2 separate regions of the Homo sapiens genome follow, and region 2 is linked to region 1. A link is a loop called in an ENCODE intact Hi-C map of the cell type or tissue named here. Cell type or tissue: ascending aorta. All regions are shown on one strand. Each heading gives the region's core, and the rest is flanking DNA. Links, peaks and the distances in the headings are about the cores only. Region 1 holds the start of LOC124903827 (translation initiation factor IF-2). Region 2 holds the start of MIR4251 (microRNA 4251).

The links. Peaks named below come from ENCODE experiments on the same cell type or tissue, not always from the same donor. Only the 100,000 strongest peaks of a DNase experiment are listed, where the experiment ranks them.
Region 2: it touches region 1 in a loop (4-fold over the local background); 15 of 110 quality-filtered maps call a loop at or near these places.

The regions. Positions count from the first base shown.
Region 1 is chr1:3,070,977-3,079,294 of GRCh38, forward strand. The region is part of intron 1 of PRDM16 (PR/SET domain 16); the gene reads left to right. It overlaps LOC124903827 (translation initiation factor IF-2), which reads right to left and starts at 4,586. Exons shown (of 5, transcript XM_047436614.1): 1 at 1-4,586. The coding sequence starts at 887. RefSeq lists an enhancer at 1,703-2,551. In ascending aorta, for the core only: no CTCF peak of the experiment used is centred there; DNase peaks (open chromatin) are centred at 1,757, 3,600 and 7,737; H3K4me3 peaks cover 7,452 bases; H3K27ac peaks cover 8,000 bases.
Region 2 is chr1:3,120,715-3,129,032 of GRCh38, forward strand. The region is part of intron 1 of PRDM16 (PR/SET domain 16); the gene reads left to right. It overlaps MIR4251 (microRNA 4251), which reads left to right and starts at 7,261; the gene lies at 7,261-7,321. RefSeq lists enhancers at 4,247-4,858, 5,471-6,081, 7,525-8,318. In ascending aorta, for the core only: no CTCF peak of the experiment used is centred there; DNase peaks (open chromatin) are centred at 4,507, 7,297 and 8,067; H3K4me3 peaks cover 3,882 bases; H3K27ac peaks cover 8,000 bases.

The sequences.
Region 1 (8,318 bases), core at 132-8,131:
CGAAGGGGCTGTCTGTGCGCGGCGTTGCGGGCCCTCCGCGCGTGGGGTGTGCGTGTGCGTGTTCGGGTTCGGTTCTGTGTGTGCACCGCGGGCCTGCTCAGAGTCGGGACCACCGGGCTGCGTGTGGGCCGCCAGGTCAGGCCCTCGCCCAGGATGGGCCCTAAGCTGGAACGAGAAAGGGGAAACCGGCCGCGCTGACGCCGGGGCCTTCGCTGCAAGCGAGAGGCGGACTCGGCGCACCCGCGCGGCCCTGGAAACTTCCGAGAGGCCCCAGCTCTCCGCCGGCTCCACCTCTGCCAGGTGGGGAAGGTGGCCCGGGACCGGGTCCGCTCAGGACCAGAAGTGGTGCCTGGCAGCCATCTGGCCAGGAGGCCGGAGAGCCGGGCCCAGCGGGAGCGCCGAGCGCTGGCTTCCTTTTCCCGAGAGTCTTTAGTGAGGAAAAACCCCATGAGAGGTGACTGCCAGGCCTCGGCCCTCTGTCCACACTTGGCCGAGCGCTGGGAACCCCTCCTTCCAGGCTCCACAGCTGGGACCGCTTGTCCCAGGCCCCCCAAGGTGGCTGAGGCAGGTTCAGGATCACACTGCCTGCCCTGAGCAAGAAGGCAGGATCCGCTGAAGAATTTCATTTCATCAGGCGATATTTTAAGCAGATGTGAACTTCCCCGGGGACCATAGTCCATTACCCGAGTCAGAGGCGGTAGGGCCAGCACTCCAGCCAGCAGGTCCTCCCCTCCCCACAATGCTGACCAGGTCAGGGGACTGTGGGGTTGGGCAGGGGCAAGGTCATGGTTACCAGGTTGGTATTCAGGCTGGGCACAGAACAGCAACCAGGCCAGTGGAGGTGACCCCATGACCCAGCATTTCGGGGGCCACCGCCGAGTGTGCATCTGGAGGTGTAATTTCGTTTGTGTTTCCCTGGAGACCCCACTCCAAGCCTCAGTTCAGGTGGGTTAGTCCTCTGGATTGGGTCTTGTGAAGGGCCAAATGGTGGCGGCTCCGGGGGTGACCCGGGCTTCCAGCTGAGCTTTCCAAGGACAGAGGTGGCCACTGGGGCACCCAAGCCGGGGCTGTGGCTCAGCTGATGGGAAACCTACAGCCTCCTCCACCTGAGCCTGGGGGCCAGGAACAGAGTGAGGACAGTTCAGGGACAGGGTCCCCCCTACTGAAGCCAGGGCGGTAGGGCCGGTGGGGTAGGGGCTGCTGCAGCCCCACATTTACAAACTCAATGCTTAACAAAAGCTTATTGTTTCCAGGGCTGTTGTGAGCCAGGTGGGCAGGTGGGGGGTTAGCACCACCAAGGTGCTCTCTGGATCACCATCGCCCTCATAGCACAGCTGGGGGCCTCTGTGCAGGAGGAGGATGTGCCAGTCGGCACCCCCATCAGAGCTGCTCCTTGAGGCCTGATCCCCACCTAGGTGGCAGACCCCATGTCCTAGATGCCACATACCCCAGGGCTGGGGGAGTGTCCTCTCCACAAGTCCCATCTAGCCCCTGGGGTGGGGGAGCTGCAGCCCCCACTAGATGGGGACTGTGTGTGTCTTGCTCGTGTTTGAGGGTGATGCGTGTGGAAGGTGTGCTGGAGACAGGGTAGAGGTAAGCGGGGCTGGCGGCCCAGTTCACAGCCTCCTTCCTTCTTCGTAGAAACAGGCCAGGCTGGCTGGGCCCTCCCTTCTCCCACCCTCCCTGGGGCAGTTGGCCCCGTCCACCAGTCCCCTCCCCAGAGCCAGGACGGCAGCCTTCCCTCTGAAGGCCGGTTAGGGCAGCAGCGCCAGGACGTCCGGCGGGAATCCAGCGTCTTGCCCCGCTTCGGACGAAAACACAGAGGCTGCGGTGGAGGGGTGGAGTGCGGGGCTGGCCGCCAGGGCTTGGTGCCCCACGGCAGTGGACTGTGTGTCACCCACAGGCCCCCTCCCTCAGCCCCTGGCTGCGCAGGTGTGCCATGGCTCGGAAGCTGGCAGGAGGGGCTTGCCAAGCTGGCTTGTGGAGCAACTGCTGGGTGGGCTCCTTGGGGACAGGCACCGGCCATGCCTGGCTCGCCAACCACCAGACGCCCACTCGGGGGGTCCTCCTTGTCCTGTGAGCGGCTCTTCCAGAGCAGGTGCCAGCCCGACATCCTGGCCCCTCCTGGCCCCGAGGCTTCCTCGGCTCCCAAGTCCTCCTGTAGGCAGTGCGCAGGGCAGGGGACCAGGTCTGCCATTTCTGCCGGGAGGCTGGGTGAAGGGGACCCAGCAGCCAGGGGCTCCCCCCACCGGGCCCCTCAGGGGAGGTGAGGCTGGTGGCAGCTCGCTGGGCCGCTGTGGGCCCGATTAGCCCCCTGTTTTATTCAATTAGGAGGCAATTAGGGATCCTTGGGGGGCTTGGGCTGGTAATTAAGGTGATGTATAATTAGAGTTTCAACAAAAATTATCCGGGATTAAAAATCTTTTGAATAATTTCGTTTAAAATTTTCAAATAGCGTTAAATACAATTTATCAGGTTTTGAATCAAACCCGTGTAACGAGTCTTGGAAGCTGCAGCTCCCGTCGCCGGCGCGGGAGGACCAGGAGCAGCTCCGGCGACTTCCCCGTGCGGGAAGGAAACTTCGCGAGCGAAGCCAGCTGGCTGGGGCCTCGCCGCGGTGCAGCGGCGGCCGCGGGCTCAGAATCGAGCCACCGAGGGCTGCAGACGGCGTGGGCCGGGTCGGGGAGCGGGGCCTGGGGGACCCCGGGCCGGCCGGTAGTCTCGGCCGACTTCCCACTCCCCGCGCACAAAGTCGCGGCCAACTACCGCGGAGCAGCGCCCGCGTCCACACCGCGCAGCCTGGCGCCCCGACCCTGGCCCAGCGGGAGCGGCGCTCTCCCCTTCTAGAGCCCCAGCTTGGACCCCGGGGTCCCCTCCTCCTGGCCTCCCTTGCGGAGGAGGGCGGCCTCCGCGTCCCCAACCGCCGACCCTCGACCTCGTGCGGGACACCGTGGGCGCCAGGCCCCCCGCTTGCCTGGGTTCCCTGCGACATCCCGACCCGCGCCCCGAGAGACGCGGGAGCGCGCGCCGCCTGGGTTTAAGTAGGGGCTGTAGGGGGAGGGAAGACGGTGCAGAGAAACGGAGGCAGAGGGTGGGGGTCTGGCTTTCCAGGGTAGACCCGCCTGCCCAGTCTGATCCGCAGCCCCGGCCCCTGCCGGCAACCTCGGGAGACGGGCCGGGCTCCCTAGTGCACTTGGGGGACAGGACACCTCCTCCCTTCACTGACCCTGGGAAGACAGAGTGCAGGCGAGCAGGCACCACTTTTGAGAGTGAGAAACCCCAGACGCAGAGAGGTGGAGGAACTCTTGGGAGGGCACACAGCAGATTGAGGCTCCAGTGAAATTCAGTGGAATGAAGACCTCCAGGGCTTCTTATGTAGCATTCCCCTCCCCCACAGAGCACCACAGGCTGCCGTTAATTCCATAGGGTTTTTTCTGTGTGTGTGTGTGTGTGCGCGTGTGTGTGTGCGTGTCAGGGTTTAAGCATTTTCTCAAGGCCAATGCTCAACTTGTAGCAGGTCTGTTCTTAAAAAGCAGGCAGGACATCACGTGCGTCCAGCGTGTAAGTGACCTCACACCTGCAGGCTGGACTCCCGCTGGGCTCCGTCCCCCACAGCTCCTGCCCCTTCTGTGGGTGTTCTGTCCCCAAGGGCAGGCACAGAGGAGCAGAAACCTTGGTCGGGTGGCCTGGCCTGCACCCTCCACACTCCCTCGCTCACTGCCTTCATCCGGAGCAAATGCAGGAGGCTCAGGTTGGCCCGGGAGGTGTAGGACCTGCCCTTTGCCACCCCTCAGATCTGGAGGGGAATAACCACCACCCACCGCCTCCACCCACCGCCCAGCAGTCAGGGGGAGGTGGAGCTGCTGCTGCCCTGTTGGTCTGAGCTGCAGGGTGGAAGGGGCCGGCTGCTGACATCCCTGGTCCAGCCTGGCGTGGGCCACGGCTCCTGAAGTCTGGGTGTCTCCTAGGCTGCAGCCAGGGCCACGGTGGTCATCCTGGGCCAGGAGTGCTCCCAAGCTTTGGTGGGCCCAGAGCAGGGGAGGAGTGGCCTCTCCCTGGTCTGACCACTTCACTCTTGGGCTTTTGCCATCAAATCCTCCACGGTCTGGAGGTGCCTGGGCTGGCCCGCCTGGCCGGCCTAGCCTGAGACGCGGGAACAATGCCCCGAGGCCTGAAGATAGGAGTGCTGGCCGCTCCAAGATCATATTTGTTTAATAGTTAACATTTTGGGCAGAAAAGGAGGGAAGTCAGATTCTGGTGAAGGTTTTGCTTATTTTATATCCACTATAACTATTTCTGTCCATGAAAATTGGCTTAATTATATCAATGGAATGTTTCTTTTTCAATTCTGTATGCAATTAGTCCATCTTGCCGGCTGCAATTTATTTTAATAAAAAAATAAACCAGTGGTGTGTTCAGTTCCTCGTCCCCTGGGGACAAATGCGATTGGTGTGTTTAATTTCATTAACTACAATGCGGCCTACTGGAAAAATGTATAAAATCAGCTTTATACAGCTTAAACACTGGCATTTGAAACAAATCATTATTGCATTAGCTGTCACACTGGTAATTCTAGAATCTAAGGAAAAAAATATATTATGGCTGTTTTTATAACCCTTTGCAAATGCACTGTTAAAATAATTTATAATCATTTTAAAACATGGCTGGGTCCTAGTGACTATTTCATCTCCTCTGAATAAGGCTCTGTGCCGTCCCATGCGCGTTTTCCGCGCTGATGGCGGTGCCGTTTCCGAACCTGCACACGCACCTCTCAGAGTGGAGGCCGTGGAGCCTGTGTTGAAACGAACCCGGTGAGGAGGGGTCCCTTTTTCATTCTGGCCTGAACCCCACTCGTCAGGCGGAGCAGTGGGTGCGGCGACAGGCTCATCTGCGATCCACCTCGGGCCAGAGGGGACCCCAGAGGCCAGGGCGGCAGAACCTCAGCAGCTGCTGCCCACCATCCTCCTGGGGGAGGAGGAGTCACGCACTAGGCTTGACCAAGAGTGAGCCAAGCCCCCCACGCGTGGGGTGCCCACTTCAAATGTGCAGAACCAGGAGCAGCCTCTGCTCTGCCCACCTCGAGGCCCTGCTTGGCAAAGCGGCTTTCTGAGCCTGCTGTGAGGGAACCCACCAGCCCCGCGCTCCTCTCAGGATAACAGGCTTCCCAGCACACTGTGCAGCTCCAGCCCGTGCTCTGTCAAGCGTGGGTGTGTGAAGGGGTGTGTCCAAGCACGTGTGTGTGTCCAGGTGTGCGTGTGTGTTGCGATCCACGTCTTTGCCGCAGCCCTGGCCACGTCTGCACTGACTCTGCTGGATGAAGGGAGGGTGTGGGATACGTGCTCCCTGTCCGGCTGGTGGGGACCTGGGGCTCTCAGAGGATCTGTTGGGGCGGGGAGATGAGGGAAGAGTTTGCTTTTCCTGCTTCTGAGATGTGTTCTGAGGAAGCTGAGTTGTGCCACTGAAGCCCTTGCTAGTGGCCGCCGGCTGGTCCCCTGCGTGGAGTGGCTCAGGGAAAGCGTCAGGGCATGCAGGAGCAGGGACACATGGGCTCAGCCTCTGTCTGCTCTCAGCGTCCCCGGGCAGAAGCACTGGAGCCTGGGGCTTCTCCGAGGGTGTCTGTCTCCTTCCTCGCCCACAGGTAGTGCCAGGGGGCATTAACAGGAAGGAAAGGGCTCAGGAGGCTTAGCTGGAGGCCAGGGGCCAGGGCTGCCTTTGCATGGGTGTGCGAGGAGAGGTTTTCCAGGCTTTACCGGGGCTTCTTAGTTTATTCCCAGAAACCGGCTCGGCTTCCTTGGGCACACTAAGGACTATTCCCTGTCCCTCCTTAGCCTTCCGACTTACCTGGATGGATTTACTTAGGTTTGGTTTTCTCCTCTGACACCAAATGTATATTCTATAAGGAATTTAAACATGGGGTGATGGTGGGTGTTTTTGGGGGGGACACAGGAAACTCCACAGAGCACACATCTCGGGGTATGAAGCCCCTTCTTGCTTCTCAGAGGGGCTGGTCTGCATCTTGGCTGGCTCTCCCCAAACCTCTGGCTCTGGGGCCAGTCCCCATTGAAGTGACCCCCACAGGGCAGGTCTCCAGGCCTGCGGTTTGCTTTCTGTGTGGTGTGCTATGGAGTTGGGAAATCAGTAGCTTTGTCTCCTTTCCCACTTTAGAAGAATAACAAAGCTGAATGTTTGGGGCGAATATGAAGTCCTGGTCCACGGGCCTCCTGGAGGCTGCTGGCGAGGTCTCCCGTGGGCCCGGGCCCTGCCCCCTGACACAAGCTCAGGAGCATCCCACATCAGCCCCAGAAACCCAGGCTCTGTTCACCCCAACTCTGCATCGTGTGTGTGTCCCACTCTCCCAGGGTCCCCAGCCCCACGCTGGCCTGGGCTTGCTGCTGGCCCCCTCCCTCACTGCTGCTGGACTCTCCCCTTTGTGAAACCAGGTAAAGGTGAGGACGCTTTGGAGAATAAAAGTGAGTTTGAACTTGGTTGAAGTGCTGCGATGTGTGCACTCGTGTGAACCTGTTCCTCCAGCAGGGGTGTCTGCACAGAAGGACCTGGAAGGTCCACCAGGGTGTTTAGTAGGTGCTTTTTCCTGGAATTTGGGGTCCTGGAGCCAGGCTGGGGTGCTTTACAATGTCTCCTCCAATCAGCCAGGCAGTCAGATGGGGAGTTTTGTTTTTATCTCCTTGGCCTGTTTGGGAAGCTGATTGGTCAGTCCTCAGCCTCAGCCTTTGTGGGTGTTGTGCAGGGTGGGTGTGCAGGCTGCAGGTGCTCACAGGCCAGGCCCCGTGCGTGGACCACCAGCACTGTATCGTTGCTGTAGGCAGGGCCCGGGCCACATCATAAAGCCAAACCACACTGGGGTCTCCCCTAGCCTGCAGCAGGAGAACCACTTTGACCCCTGCCTTAGAGCTCAGCCCTGAAATAAAACATGAAATGATTGTTAGCTGCTCATTTCAAACTAGGAGGCACAGGTGCCAGAATCTGTTCTGGCCCCTGCCACATGCAGTGGATGCCTCCCCTACTGCCTCCCCACACTCAGCCTCCCTGGGTCTCCTCTGTCCTTGCCTCTGTCCTGGGGTGGAAACAGCTGTTGGCACGTGCCACTTTTTTTCTTATCAGAGGCCTCCTAGTTCTTGCAGGGGGCTGGGGGCTTCTGCAAGTTCCATTCCCATCCGTCCTCTCATCTTCCCCTGTGTCAATCATGGTGTGGTGGGATTCCTGTGTGCCGGGCTCCGAGACCTGCATGTCAGGGGGCAGAGGACCTCTCCAGCTGCAGGATGCATGCTAGGGGCCCACCTGGAGGGAGACAGGGTCCCCGAGCTCTGGGTGGTACAGGCTGCCTCCCGCTGTGGCGAGTCGGGGCTCAGCAGCTCCACACAGACTCTGTGTCCTCACTGGGGAGTGGTCCCTCGCCTGGGGGTCTGGACCATGGTGTCTAAGATGGCAGGAAAGCCAGAATCCAACCAACAGCTCACCCCAACCCCCGCCGCTCTAGACATGAGGCTCAGGGCCTCCTCTCTGCACTGGCGCGGAGGTGCCTGTTCCCAGCCCTGTTTCACATTCGAAAGGCCCAGAAGAGAGGGAGGGAGGCTGCCAGAGAGGAGGGTTATGTAATTTTCTTTGCTGCTGTGAGCCTCTGCCTCTCTCTTTTTAATTCGGTAGTTCAAATGAAATTCGTTTCTCTAGTACCTGTGGCAGGCAGGACACTGCCAACGTTTTAGCGGAGGGAGGAAATGACGGGGTGCATACGTGAGGAACGGGCTCTGAATGTGACTGGGAGCTCTTGCCCGTGACATGGTTGAATCCCTGTATCTGATCCAGACCTGGCAGCCGGTATTACAGCAACTATGGATTTCCATAATAGACTTCACCATGGCTCCCGTAGCTGGGTCTCCCAGGGAAAGGGGAACGCATTGAAAAATGCCCAGACATTTCTCTCTGCCCAATGGGCTGTAACAGCCTCGTCAGAGAGGCTGGTCATATCAGTCCGTAAAACATTTAAACAAAGACCAAAAATGACGCTCACCGGAGGAGCCCAAACGGTGACCGCAGGGTGGCTGCGGTCCTCCCCGGGCAAACAGGAAGTTGGCGTGACTGTCTCCGACGGCTCCGGGCATTAATCCTCATTTTACTCCCTGCTGCCCACCGCCTCCCTGGTGGAGCCGCGTCCCGGAATCTCCGCCGCTGCCCGGGCCTGTTTGGCCTCAGACTGTGCTCCCGAGTGAAGGCCGTGATGGGGAGGAGAGGTCTCGGCTATGTCAGCATCTCTCCGCAGTGGTGGCCTGAGAGCCCCTTCCAGCCTCACATCAGAGGGG
Region 2 (8,318 bases), core at 124-8,123, 50 kb after region 1:
GAGGAGAGGGTCTGGAAGCGGTGGGCCTCGTGGGAGTGACCCCAGCCAGGCAGAGTCTGGGGACCCGGATGGCAGGGCCGAGCCCTGGCCAAGAGTGCAAGGAGGCTGCCGGCCCCAGAAAGAACCATTAGAAGCCCCTTTCCGCTTCTGCAGGGATTTGCAGAGACTTGTTCTCTCCGGGATCTGCCATTCCAGGGGCTCCTCACCTTCAGGAGCTGTGTCTGAATGTCTGAGGGACCTTCACATGTTTGGGTTTGGATTGGAAACAGGATATGATTGACTTGTGAGCATGTTAGAATCTTGTGCTGGGACAAGGTGAGCGTGTGGTTTCTCCCCCTTTCTTTCTGTCGTGTAGGAAAATGCTTTAGTTAGGGCCCGGCTTGGAGGCAGGGCTGAGGAGTCAGCGGAGGCTGAGGCCAGAGGACAGCTTGCCCGTCACGGAGCCCGCAGGTCACAGGATCAGGCCTGGCCCCCGAGCTGCGTAAGATCAGCTGGCCTGGTCAGGACGGAGCCTGCCCCAGGAGCCCACCCTCCCAGCAGGACCCGGGGCTGCGGTGCCTCCGGTCCTAGCAATCTGCCCCTGAAAATGGCCCTGGTTTGGGGGCAGGGCACAAACGGGAGAATGACATTATTTGTTTTTAAAAACAGCTTTTATTTTAAAAGCCTGTCCTGGAGGAAAGCAACCTGGAGCTGTTTTCAGGACCGGGCTCAGAAAAGATCAGCTCCTGATGAAAACAAAACACAGTGAGGACAAGCCAGGTAGCCCAGAGGCCCCCAGCTGGAGCAAACCGTTTCTGTGGAGACTCCGAACGTCGCCTGCCTCCTGCAAGGCCGCTAGTGTCTCCCGGCCTGGGCCTGGCCTGGAAGTGCGGGGCAAAGGGCGGTGGTGAGAAATGAATGGGCTTCCGAATGCCGAGAAACAGATGTGAGGCTGTGCCGAGGAAGGGGAGGACAGGGAACCAGCTGATTAGGGGATCCGGGGCAGGGCCAAGTGCCGCCGACAGCCTTGGGGGACAGCGGCCCTCCACCTCGGCTGCGCGCTGCAGGCCCTTCTCTGCGGGGCCGGCCAGGCCTCCCTCCTGCCAGCACCCCCTCCCCAGGCGGCTGGGGACCCCGGAATGTGTGGCCCTGGCGGGAAGTGGAGGAAGAAGGGCTGCAGCCCCGTCAGTACCCTGGGTGATGTAGTGAGTGAAACATCTTGAAAAAGGAAAGCAAATCCCGCTCTAATCTCCCCGAACAAAGGCCTTTCAGTTGGACCAGAGTGGCAGGCGCGGGCGGTTGGTATCGCCAGATCTTTTCTATGAAACGCGCACCCGGCGGAGTATGGATCTGATTAGGGGAGCCAGCCTCACCGCGAGCCCCTTTCCTGCGCACGGTGTCTGTGGAGGTCAGGCGGACACGTCCAGCCATGGCCTGGACACAGACAGCCGGGCTGTGTGGCACAGGACTGCCTGCTGGAAGCTTCCGCCTGCGCACTCCTCCCGGCCTCCCGTGCAGTGCTGGGAAAAACCGAGTGCCCCTTCTAACAATTTCTAATCGACCCTTGAGATGCTGGGCCCTCGACGCTCTCTGCAGATCCCCTCCTCTGTCCGGTTGCTGCTCTGTCATGTCCCTCAAACATTCAAACACAGCTCCTGGGGGTGAGGAGCCCCCGGAATGGCAGATCCCGGAAACAGCAAGTCTCTGCAAATCCCATCAGAGGCTTTGAGTCTGTCACAAACCTGAAGCAATGTCTCTTCAAAGCTCTGTCCCAGAAGCAAATGGACCCCTTGAAGGTGGCCGGCCTCCCCTGGGGCCCACCTGGGGGCTGCGAGTGGCCGCGTGGAGAAGTTTAAGCCTTCAGCAGAACAAACAAAACTCAAGTGCCCGCAAGAGGAAGAAAGGATCATTATACGAGTGGAAAAAATGAACCGTCTCGACTCAGCAAATACCGCAGCCCTGCCCTCCTTCCAGACATTCCCCCCCTCCGTGCTGCCCCCACACTAAAAACAGCCCAGGAAAGGAAATCAAATTTAGGGTTTCACTAACTGGCCAGAATGCTTAATTTAATAAGGGGTGGGAGATGCTGTTGTATTTTATTTTATTTTATTTCTACTTTGAACAGGTTGAATCTTCCTGTAGGGCTCTAGGGAGGCGGCGGCTGGGAATGAGAACCAGCCCCAGCTTTGCAAATTCAAACCAGGACTGGAGCGCGGGAAGGGCAAGAGGCGGAGCGCTTGCACGGGAGCCCGAGGCCTGGGGGACGGCTCAGGGGGTCTTGGTGCTCAGGGCAGCGGTGTGCAAGGGGCCAAGGTGGGTGGGAAGAAACCTCCTTGATTTCACCAGGTCCTGGATGAGAAGTCAGTGTTCTTCGGTGTAAAGTGAAGAGCCCGAGGGCTGGATGCGTGGTTGCTGTGTCGGCTGTGTGCTTGCACCTCATACATGGGACAGCAGGCCCAAGCCTTCGGCGCTCCCCTCTTCTGCCATCATGGCAAAGCCAAACCCTTGCACAGGGGACAGGGGCTGCAGGATGCCTTGGTATCAGGTTCCCAGGAACGTGTCTGTCTCCATGGCAGAGAGGCCCTCAGGAAAGCCGACAGGACCCTAACAGGTGACAGTCCTGGGCTGAGGGGTTCAAAGCAATGTATCTCCAGGCGTCTGACAAATTTATCAACCCCCAAGTGTGGCACCCGTGCAGAGGGGGGTGTGGGTGGCTGAGATCAATGCCCAGGCACGGGTGAAGGGTGTCTGCCAGCAGCTATGTGGAGCCTGCGGCCTTCCTGGAGGAGGGGGCAGCCATTCGGCTACATAAACACCTGCCCCACCTGGTTCACCCTTTCAGCACAGATTGCAGAGTCCCACTCCCCAGTGAGGGGGGCCCAGAGTCTTCTCCAGTGCAGCAGGTGCTGCTGGAACTGGGAGGGGGGGCAGCCCATCCCATGCCCCCTTCCTTGGCATCCAAAGGCCAAGCTGGCGTGAAGCTGGACTCAGGAGATGCGGCTGTGAGGGTGGCAACATCTTTTTCTTCTCATTTGCCTCCCGGTGGCCCGAGAAGCAGGGTGCTCACGGGGTGCCCCAGGGCATTGCCCCAGTGGCGAGACATCAAGTCCGAGCTCCGAGTGGATGAGCTGCGGGGTCTGGGGCAAGGCAGTTGGCCTCTCCTCAACTGGGGACAAGACAGAGACTTGTGTCCTTGTCAAGGTTAAATGAGGCCCTGTCTCCGAGCACCTGGGCTCGGGTGGGGCAGCTCAGCTGCAGTCAGCGTCCCAGATGCGCACCCCACGCCGTATGGTGGGCGTCCGAGTCGTCTCCTTCTCCCAGGCTTTGTGTGGAATGACTTCTCTCTCTGACGCTGCCTTTGGGACCCCATGTTAGATGTGCCCCCACCCGTGAGAACCCCCAAGAACTGCTGGGACCCGGGTGCTTAGGAGGGCAGGGCCGGTGGAGGTGGACAGGGCCGTGGAGCTGGCCACAGTGGCTCCTGGAGTCCTGGGGGTCCTGTCCTCGTACCCTGGCTCAGCCCAGCCTGGGCCCTGAGCTGGAGGCCGGCAGTGGGGACAAGACTTAGATGTTAATTTTAAAATGAAAAGGGAAAGGCCAAGGAAAAGAGGGAGAGAGAGGCCCAGACAGTCTCCTGTTTTGCAGAGAGCTCTTCTGAACTCTGACTGGTTTCCCTGAGTGGTTCTTGGCCTGGCTGGGCTGACCTATGTCTTTCAGCCAGGAACCTCTGCTCCCGTGGCCTCTAAACATGACCCACTGTCCAGGAACTGATCATGGACAGGACAGAGGTGACAGCCCCAGCTTGGCCTTTTGGAAGGCAGCGATGCTTACCACTATAGCACCAATGCTAGGATCAGCTTGGTCCTTTGGCCAACCCTGACCCTTCCATTTGGGAGAGAGCCACCTGCCATGTCCCAGGCCTGGTGTGTGGAGCCACATCTGCGGTCCTGCCAGGCCTTGGAGCGGAAGGAAGAATGAGGGCCGGGGGTCAGGTGTATCTGGGCTTGCATCCCTACTCAGCCTGGTGACAGCCCCTCGAAGCCCCCCTCCACCTAAGGTGGGCCCCAGCAGGATGGGGGGACCTCTATGCCCTTGGTGGCTGATGTGAGGGGTCAGGGTGGGAACATGCCAGCTCCAGGGCCAGGCCTCAATCCACAGCCCCCTCCCTGCTCCCATCCGGGCAGCCCTGTGGGAAGTAGGCTGGAGAAGGGGCCCCAGGTCTCAGGGGTACTGGAAGCGAGCAGCTGCAGTGTGGCCCCTGTGTGTCCTGGGTTCCAGCTCCCGCAATGTTCAGGTTCCTGTCAGCTCCGCAGGAGCCCCCTGGGGCTCTCTGGGCTCTTTGCATGTCTCTGGGAAAACCTGATCAGCTGACCCAAACCAACTACAGTTCTGGCGAGTTTCTCTTTGCCTAAAGCTCTGACATTTCTGCCTCGCTAAGGCACAGTCACCAGCCAAAGGCTGACCATGTGCGCACCCCGCAGCTGCACCTCCTTGAGAATGCTGGGCTTCCTCAGCCAGCGCGCTTCCCGCATCCGTGAATCACTCCGGCTGAGGCTGCTTTCTTAGCGGACGGCCCAGCCCCTGGGCTCTGGGCTGGAGAGGCCTCAGAGCTGGCCAGAGGAGGCCAGCCCAGTGCCCGCTGATTGGATGGGCAAAGAGGACGGTCCTCCTGTCCTTTCTGGAAGTGGGCCTCTGTTCAGCCCAGGTCTCCTCTGACCCCCCAGAGTAGCCACTGTCATCGCCAGGGCACATGGGGAAACTGAGGCCCCCCACTCAGCGGCTGCTGGGCTGTTCGGAAGGGCAGAGTCGCCGGCTCAGCGGGACACACGCTCTGAAGCACAGGCCTCTGGGGGGACCGGCCCTGCCTGGCGCTCGCCAAGGCTCTGGAGGAGCAATGAGTTAGGGGAGCGGCTGTGCAGGTCCCTGGACCGGGCTCCGCTTTTAATTTTTTAAGGGAAGAAAGGAAAACATCCCTCAGTGGCTCTCCCAGGAGCTCAGCCGTGTTTGCTGTCGGTCACGGCAGGTTGGGCCATTTGTAACGAGTTTGGTCTGCGCGGGGGGCACTGACCCCACTACGCCTGGCCCCTCGGAGCGGAGCGCGGCACAGGCGAGGCGCGGCCAAGGGTGCAGGTCCCTGCACTGGCCCGATTCATTAAGGACCGGCTCCTTTGTGGGCCCCAGCTCCAGGCCCATTGCTGTCACGGGGCTGTTACAGGCATAATGACAGGGGCATTAGAGGCCCGAGAGCAATTAACAGGCTGCTTAATTAGCAAGAGGAATTAGCGTTTGAGTGGCGGATCTTCCTGTGAAACCTTGTAGAGAGCCCGGGCAGTTATCTGATTATGCATTGATCGGGCTGGCTCGTCCTTAGGTAATCCTCTCCCTCTTGCAATCTGTGAATATACAACTGTTTAAATATTCCAAACCGAACTGTCTCAATAAACGCGGGGAGAAAGGGGCCATTGTGGGCCCGGGCGCCGCTGGCCGCTCTTCCCGGCCCAGCTCCCCTGGGCTTGCAGAGGCACAGTCGGTCCCCGCAGCTCTCGCCGCCGCCGCACGCGGCCAGCCTGGCTGTGCCTGGGAACAGTGTCGGCCAGTCTGGCCCCAGGCCAGCCCTGGCCACAGGTGCCAATGGCATCCTCCTCCCCAGGTCTCTCCCATGCCCCCGGGGGCTCAGTCCACTGCTCAGGTGGACAGGGCAAGGCCGGAGGAGCTGGCTGCAGGTGCGCAGGAAGGGACAGGCCTGGCTACCTGCAGGCAGCACCTGGGGTCCAGACAGCCCTCAACGAGGGACAGTCAGGTCAGATCAGGTGGACCCAGACCCTGCTGCGGTTCCTGGAATCCCTAGATGAGCTTTGAAAACCCAGGGGCCTGTACCCAATCCCAAGCAGTGGCCTACCGTGCTTGAGCTCTGTGGTGGGCAGAGGGCTGGGGACTGGACCAGGAGCCTCCAGCCCTGGGCTCTGTCAGGGACCCTGCCCTGTAGGGCTGGTGCTTCTGGAGTGAGGGAGGAGTAGACAGGAACCAGTCCTGGAGGTGGGCTCCCCACTGGGCCTGGGACAATGAGGTGCCCATCGCCAGTGATGGTCACAGCACCTCGAAAAGGCAGAGACAGGAAGATTCCAGAAGGGCTTCTGATTCTGTGCAGAAGCGTTGTAGATGGGGCATGGTTGCTCTGGTGTCAGGCCCGGGCCCGCTGTCTGTTCCGGCAAACTTTAGGGGATCGAGAGCTTACTCTGGACTCAGCTGGGAGGCCCCTCGAGCCTGGGAGCAGGGCAGGACCACCATCGGCCCCGGACACAATTGCTAGGGTCCTGTCCTCACACTCTGGCTCAGCCCAGCCTGGGCCCCGAGCTGGAGGCCTGCAGTGGGGACGAGACTTAGATGTTAGTTTTAAAATGAAAAGGGAAAGGCCAAGGAAAAGAGAGAGAGGCCCAGACGGTCTCTTGTTTTGCAAAACTCAAAATAGATTTCAGCACTGTGCTTTCTAAAGACAAATCTTTGCACTCTTCTGCGATCCTCGCTTGACCTCTCATGGTTTCTGGCAAGGACAGCCTGTTACGATTTGGCATCGAGTTATTTAAAATGCATAACGGCGGTGCGCAGGCTTTGCCAAAAGCTGATATATGTTGGTTTCTGGAACCTTGCTTTTCTTGTTTGCTACATCTGATATCATCTTACCCAGACGATGCCCTCGTGAGATAGATCCCCCACCCCTTCACATTGTGGGTGCAGCCAACGTATTTCATTTTATTGCTTGCACGATCTGTGTGTCTGGAGAGAAAGCAAACCAGTTACCAGCGAGCCACAGCCTAGCTTCCCCGGGCACTTGGGGAATCTTTATCGAGCTCAAATGATTAGACCTGGTTTCTGGTTTCATTTTGGAAGACTGGCTGCTAAGCAGATCCATTCTGCCTGTAAACTGATACAGATGCTCAGGGCCACTGCTTTCCCCAGTGCCCAGGACAGTAGGACGAGGGTTGAGAGGGACCCCCCTGGGCCATGTCCCCCTTGCGGTGCAGAGGCCCGGCCTGAATCTCTGAGCGAGAGGCCGGTTTGCCTAGGGTGAGTGTGAAGGCCTGAGGCCTGCCCCATAAAGGCAGAGCGTCCCCATGGTGTGGGGGGACAGTGGGAGGCGGGCAGGCCATGAGCCCTGGGTTCGGGGAGGCTGCAGGCGCTTGGCTGCCCATCAAGGGGCCTGGCTTCCTGGAACAGAAGCCTGGGTGCTGTGGCCATGGAGGAGGGGCTCCCGCCTCTGGTCAGCCTTCTGGCATCTGGGAACACGTCCTCCAGCTTTTTTCCTTAGTGGCCAATTCCTGAGAAAAGGGCCAACGTGCTTCCATCCACTTCAGAGGGCACTTGTATGAAAATCTCCTCCCCTCCCCCGTCAGCCCCGCTGTGGAGGGATCAACTCCGCCTCTCACTGGAGAGAGACAGTCATTCTGAGTGTTCGGAAATTGAAGACTAGATCTGGGTCTGGTTCCGTACCCATGCCCTGTGATGACAGACCCGTGATCTCTCTTCTGAGAGGGAAACAAAGACCTCACGTTTGACGGGGCCAAGAGGCAGCCGTGGGAATCTGCTGCTCACTTTCAACACTGGGTGCCTTGTCCTAGAAAGTCTGGGGTCGTCAGATCAACTTTGATTTCCTATTTTATCCCAGTTAAAGTGGCATTTATAGTATTCGGGGGTTGCTTCTGTCCTGCCTTTTTCTGATCACGACATCCCATGCACGGCTTTGGGAAACGCAGGTCACAGTAGCAGGGCATTGAAAACCCTCCCTCCGCATGGCTCCGCACCCAGGACCCTGGGGTGGCTCCACAGTGGCTCCATTTTCTCCCACAATGGTGACCTGCAGGCTCAGGGCATGAGGGCCGAGGACTCTCACTCGGGAACCCAGAGGGTGATCGGCCACGGTGACCGGCCGGTGAGCTGTGGAAGGAAGCGTCCAGCCCTCTGTGGACTGCCCTGTTCCTCCCACCATGCTACTGGAGACCATCCCACCATGCTACTGGAGACCATCCCACCCGGGTCGGTGGCTGTTTTCCGGTGGTGGCAACGCTCCAATGGCTCTGGTTCCCTTACTGGAATCCTTGGGCGTAGCCTGAAGAGTGGACAGCTATCCACAGCCCAGTGAGTGCCCTGCTGGGAGCTGGAACTGTTCGGCCCTCACTAACACCAGTCCTGGGGAGCCTGCCCTGGCCCCAGGTGGGGGTGCGCAGCCGTGGCCGGCAGCCTTGGTTTCTTCATCTGGGAAGTGGGAGCGACTGTGCAGATGAGATGAGGAGGGTGGCCCTGGGGAGGCTGGGGTGTGGTCGCTGCTCCCCTAGCAGGAAACC